Regions from separate parts of the Homo sapiens genome. Here region 2 is linked to region 1. A link is a loop called in an ENCODE intact Hi-C map of the cell type or tissue named here. Cell type or tissue: IMR-90. All regions are shown on one strand.

Region 1 (2,500 bases):
CATTTGCAGTAGTAATCTCAAAAGAGAGACTCAACAGTAATCAAACAAGATCAGTGTTCAGATTCATTTCGGAAACTTTAAAAAAGTAAAAGTCCTAGGGGTGGGCAGGTGAAAGTGCTGTCAGGAGGAGCTAAAGCTCTTGTATCCAAGGTCAGGGTGAGCATAAAAGATGGGTGGAGGTTTGACGCTGAATCTTTTTCAAATTCTGTCTGCAACAGAGTGGATTTCTTTAAAACAGAGCTCTCCCAGACACGGTAAGATTGGATCAGAGGTCTGGCATTCCTGCAAGAGGTAAAAGCCAAGGGTAGCTGAAATGCCTGGGCAGGAATAAGGCAGTACTCCTCTGGAAGGATGCCTACAACCAGGGGGAGTTTGTTGTACACCTGAAACTGCTGATACAGACATCCCAAGATGACCACAAGTTTGGAGAGGCATTTATTCATTCCACAAATATTTAGGAAGGGCCTAATATAAAGAAGCCACCAAAAAATGAGAGAGAAAGCACTAGAGAATCAATTGAAGAGAGAGTAAAGGATGAGGTGCAGGTGCAAGAAGTACAGAGCGGTTTAAATAGCTAATGTGAGAGAGAAAGCACTAGAGAATCCATTGAGGAGAGAGTAAAGGATGAGGTACAGGTGCAAGAAGTACAGAGAGGTTTAAATAGCTAATGTGAGAGAGAAAGCACTAGAGAATCCATTGAGGAGAGAGTAAAGGATGAGGTACAGGTGCAAGAAGTACAGAGCGGTTTAAATAGCTAATGCATGCGAAGCTTAATACCTAGGTGATGAGTTAGTAGGTGCAGCAAACCACCATGGCACACGTTTGGTACCTATGTAACAAATCTGCACATCCTGCACATGTAACCCGGGACTTTAAATTAAATTTAATTTAAAAAAAAAGAAATCCAGACACCAGGTTTACCCAGAGAAGAATAAATGCCTAGTGGATAAGAAAGAAAAAGAAAAAAAGCTACGGGGTGAGGACAACTCGAGATTAGAGATTACTTGAACAGAAGGCAACTCAGAAAAGTATCTGGCAAAAAGTATCTGAAGATGTGAGAAAAAGGATGCAACATAGAATGCAGATAGCCTGTGGAATTCAAAGATGTCAGAGAAGGTCACGCTAAGACCAAGAGAGTGTGGGAAATAAGGAGAGGAAGGGTTTCCTGGAAGGGGTTGGGGCTCCTTTGGGATGCTGGAGAACAGGATGAAAGACAGGGAAGCTGAACTGCAGAACACAGTGCCTGGGAAAGTTTAGGGGAAAGAAAACAGGTGGGTGTGAAGCAGCACTGGGGCTGTCCAGGGGGAACAGTGGTGAAGTAGGGTTCAAGGCTAGAGGTGGGCAGACAGGCCCCCGAATCAGGATACCCCAAAGGAGTGGAATCTTATTCCTTCCCAGTGCTGTAGTCCCCTCTTCCGCCCTAGCCTAGGGGATCCTCTGTCGCCGGAGCCACTGGAACCCTAGGCCGTGCAGGGTAAGGCCGGGCCGCCCCCCAGCGGTCGGGCTCTGCGCTCGCGCCCCGGCTCGCCCAGCGCCAACTTTACAGATCCGCGTTCTCTCCCCCGAAGGCGGTCCCCCCTTCCGCCCCCCGCTCACCGAGGGCGCCGTCAGGCGGCTGATGCTCTCGCCCAGCGAGTCCAGGTTGACCCGCCTCCGGCGCTGCACCCTCCTGGCCCCGGCAGTGGCAGCGGCGGCGGCGGCAGAAGCAGCCGGGGTCGGGGCCGGGGCGGCGGCAGCGGCAGCTGCGGCCGGGCTGGGCTCCAGCGGCCCGGGCGGGCTCCGGCTGCCATTCCAGCAGAGCCTAGACAGGGGGCACTCCCCCTCCTCCTCCGGGCTGGTCTCCAGGTAGTCGGAGCCCAGGGAGCTGAAGGACTCGGACGAAATCTTCCTTCGAGACATGCTGCCGGCGGAGCTGCAGCGGCCGAGGCGGTGGCGGCGAGGACGCGAGCGGCGGCGGAGGCGGCGGTGGCGGGACCGGCAAGCGACAACGTTAAGCGCGTCGGGGCCGCGGGGCGCTGCGGTCGCGCCCGGCGGGGCGGGAGTCCCCGGGGCCGCGGAGCCCCCCGAGCCGGCTGCTCATGGCGGGAACTTGGGGCGCCGCCGCACCTTGGGGCCCGGGCTCGGCGGCGGCGCCGGGCTGGGCTGGGGGCCGCCGCCGCCTCTGCTGCTGCTCGCGCGGCGCCGCCTCAGCGCCCGCCTCGGCGCATCGCCGTGCGCCGCGCTCCCGCTCACGGGGAGGCTCCGAGAGTGTGTGACCGCGGTCGGCGGGGCGGGGAGGGCTGCGGCCCAAGCAGAAGGGGAGGCAGAGGCAGAGGCTTCTGCCGCCTGCGCGCCTATCTCGCCCCCTTTCCCTCTCTGCTCCCGCCTCTCTCCACTTGCTGCCCTGCCTCCCTCCTTCTCCCTTTATCCCCCCGCCCCCCCCCATGCTCTCCCTCCGCGGGAATCACGTGTCGCCATCATACTCATTGGGAGTCTCTGCCTCGCCTGTCGCCACGTTTCA
Region 2 (2,500 bases), 790 kb before region 1:
TTTGCGACACTGAGCATTTGTTTCCAACAGAGGCAAAGAGGCCCTGGAAGAACTAGATTTTGTCATAATCAAAGGTACAAATAGGATAACTTCCTCAGGCAGATATAAGAAGTATCATAGCAGCCACCAGCTACGCAGAATACAGGTTAACTGTCAAAGAGGCTCAGTCTTCCCTCTCTATTGCACTTATTGGGATAACTTTTCTTTTTCTACCTCTTTACACAGAAGATGAATACTACAATCTCAAGGAATAATATGATCTTTCTCCAATAATGGTAATAGGAATTGAGGTTAAGTGCTCATTAATTAATTTATCATTGTTACATTTCTGGTAGGTTCACTCCAAGACCCATGGAATGTCAGAAAAATTGTTGGCTTTGGAAGCAGACTTTCCAGGGTTTTAAAATCTGTCTCAATACTAATTAGTTAGATGACGCTAGGAAAAGTACTTAATCTTTTTGAATGCCAGTTTACTCATGGGTAAAATGGGGATAACAATGCTTCCCTTGTAGAACTGTTGTGAAGATTAAGATAATATATACTAATGGCTTGCATACTACCTTGAATATAGTGAATGATAAATGTTGTCTTTTTGTTTCACTTAGTTTCAAAGTCATCTTACCCTCATGGAAAATCTTGAAAAATATATTTGCATGTTTGTTCGCCATAATATAGAACATTGCAAAGAGCATTAATCAGGACTTTATGAGTACTAATGGAAATATCTTGGAGAAGTTAGCAAAATTGAAAGAGCTAGGAACTAGGAAAACTGGATATTTACGTAGGCTGAGATTGATGCAGTTGGTTCTTCCCGTTTCCCAGTTTCCAAGAATGAAGACTAGTGTGGAGATGGAAAGAAAAATCTGTAGAATGATGAAGAATATATATTTATCAGGAACCACTAGAACCTTGTATCAGAAGGACTAGAACTAGGAAATTAATACTTTTAAGATGCTTCTATTTTATTTTTGCTTATCTGTGCTTGGCTTCATTCTCTTCTGGTACAAATGTGTTTACTCTTCATGCAAGGGGATGGGGTTTTCAGCAGCTTGAAAAGTAATTTCCTTCTAGCTCTAGAGGATAGGGGAGTAAGGAGACAGCACTAGAAAAAAATCCTGGTGAAGAGCTCAACTGATCTGGCTTACTTCCTCTGCCCACTTCTGTAGTAATGACTGTGACTAAGGCTCTAACTGTCCTAGGACTCTCCTAATTTGGATTGTGAACCTGTTCCTGTGAACCTGAGTGTGGACACCAGAGTGGGCTGTTTCCCCGTAAAACAGATGAGTGCTGGACAGACAAAAATGAAAGCCACAATAATTATTACTTTGTTCTTTCTAATCCTTACACTTATTTTTTTTCCTTGTCTTAACACGTTAGCAAGAACATCCAAAGCAATGTTGAATGGTAGAAGTGATAGTGGATATCTTAATCTTCTTTCTGACTTTTATGGGAATGCTTTTAATATTTGCTGTAAGATTTTAATAGATATGAATTTAAAGAAGTTTTATCTGTTCTTATTATGCCAGGGTTTTTATTCTTTAAATCTTGAAAGGATGTTATTGAATGGTTGAGACAAACTGAATTTTTTATCTAAAGTTTTAAAGATAATTATCATTTTTTCTCTATTTGATCTATTAATCTGGTCAATTAGATTGATGTTTTAAATGTTGAACTGGTTTGGATATTTGGGATAGGTCTTTTAATATTATTCTTTTGCTACATGTTGAATTTGATTTATTTAAAAATATGATTTTTGATTCTGTTTGTAAGTGAGATTGACCAGTGGTTTTCTTGTACTCTCTCTGTGTAGCTTTGGAATCAGTGTTTGTCCAGCCTTCAAAAATGAGCTGGGCAACGTTTTTCTTTTGCTTAACTCTAGAAAAGTTTTCATAAAATATGAATTATTTTTTCCTTGTAGGTTTGATAGAACTGTCTGTAAATGATCTGAGCTTGGTACCTTTTCTTTAGGGGGAGAATCTCTGAATATGATTTGCATTTTTAAGATGGTTATTGGCCTAGTCAGATTTTTAAACTTTGTAAACTGATTGTAGCAATTATTTTTCCTAGAAAATAACCTTTTGGTACATTTTTAGTATTTATTAACTTGTTTACAGTATTTTTAAAAGGTTTTAAAAAGTTCTACTTTACCTGTAGTTATTTTCTATTTTTCCATGCTTTAAATTGTTTATTTGTGCCTTACTTTTTTCCTCAACTAATTTTACAAGACATTTGTATTTATTTGGCTTTTTAAAGAGCCAGTGTTTGGTTTTGTTGATCACCTCCATTGCTTTGTTTTGTTTTTAATTCTTTTTTTGTTTTTTGCTTTCATCTTCATTAGATGTTTCTTTTTATTTTCTCTGCATGTAAATATTTTCTTGCTTATTGAATGAGAAACTTGGCTTGTTCATTTTCAGTCTTATGTGCTTTCTAATGAGTATCTTTAAGGCTGTTAAGTACAACTTTAGCTATGTCCCACAGCATTTGATATGTACTAACTTGT

What was found. Peaks named below come from ENCODE experiments on the same cell type or tissue, not always from the same donor. Only the 100,000 strongest peaks of a DNase experiment are listed, where the experiment ranks them.
Region 2: a loop joins it to region 1, with 3 times the contacts of the local background. A loop is called at or near these places in 2 of 110 quality-filtered maps.

What each region holds. Positions count from the first base shown.
Region 1 is chr11:107,016,157-107,018,656 of GRCh38, forward strand. GUCY1A2 (guanylate cyclase 1 soluble subunit alpha 2) reads right to left here and starts at 2,320. Exons shown (of 8, transcript NM_000855.3): 1 at 1,597-2,320. The coding sequence starts at 1,899. RefSeq lists a silencer at 1,714-1,843. In IMR-90, a CTCF peak has its summit at 1,499 (motif pointing left); no DNase peak of the experiment used is centred here; H3K4me3 peaks cover 392 bases; H3K27me3 peaks cover 1,254 bases.
Region 2 is chr11:106,230,558-106,233,057 of GRCh38, forward strand. No RefSeq gene overlaps it. Among named protein-coding and RNA genes, the nearest start is that of LINC02719, 100 kb to the left of the region's middle. In IMR-90, a CTCF peak has its summit at 1,259; no DNase peak of the experiment used is centred here.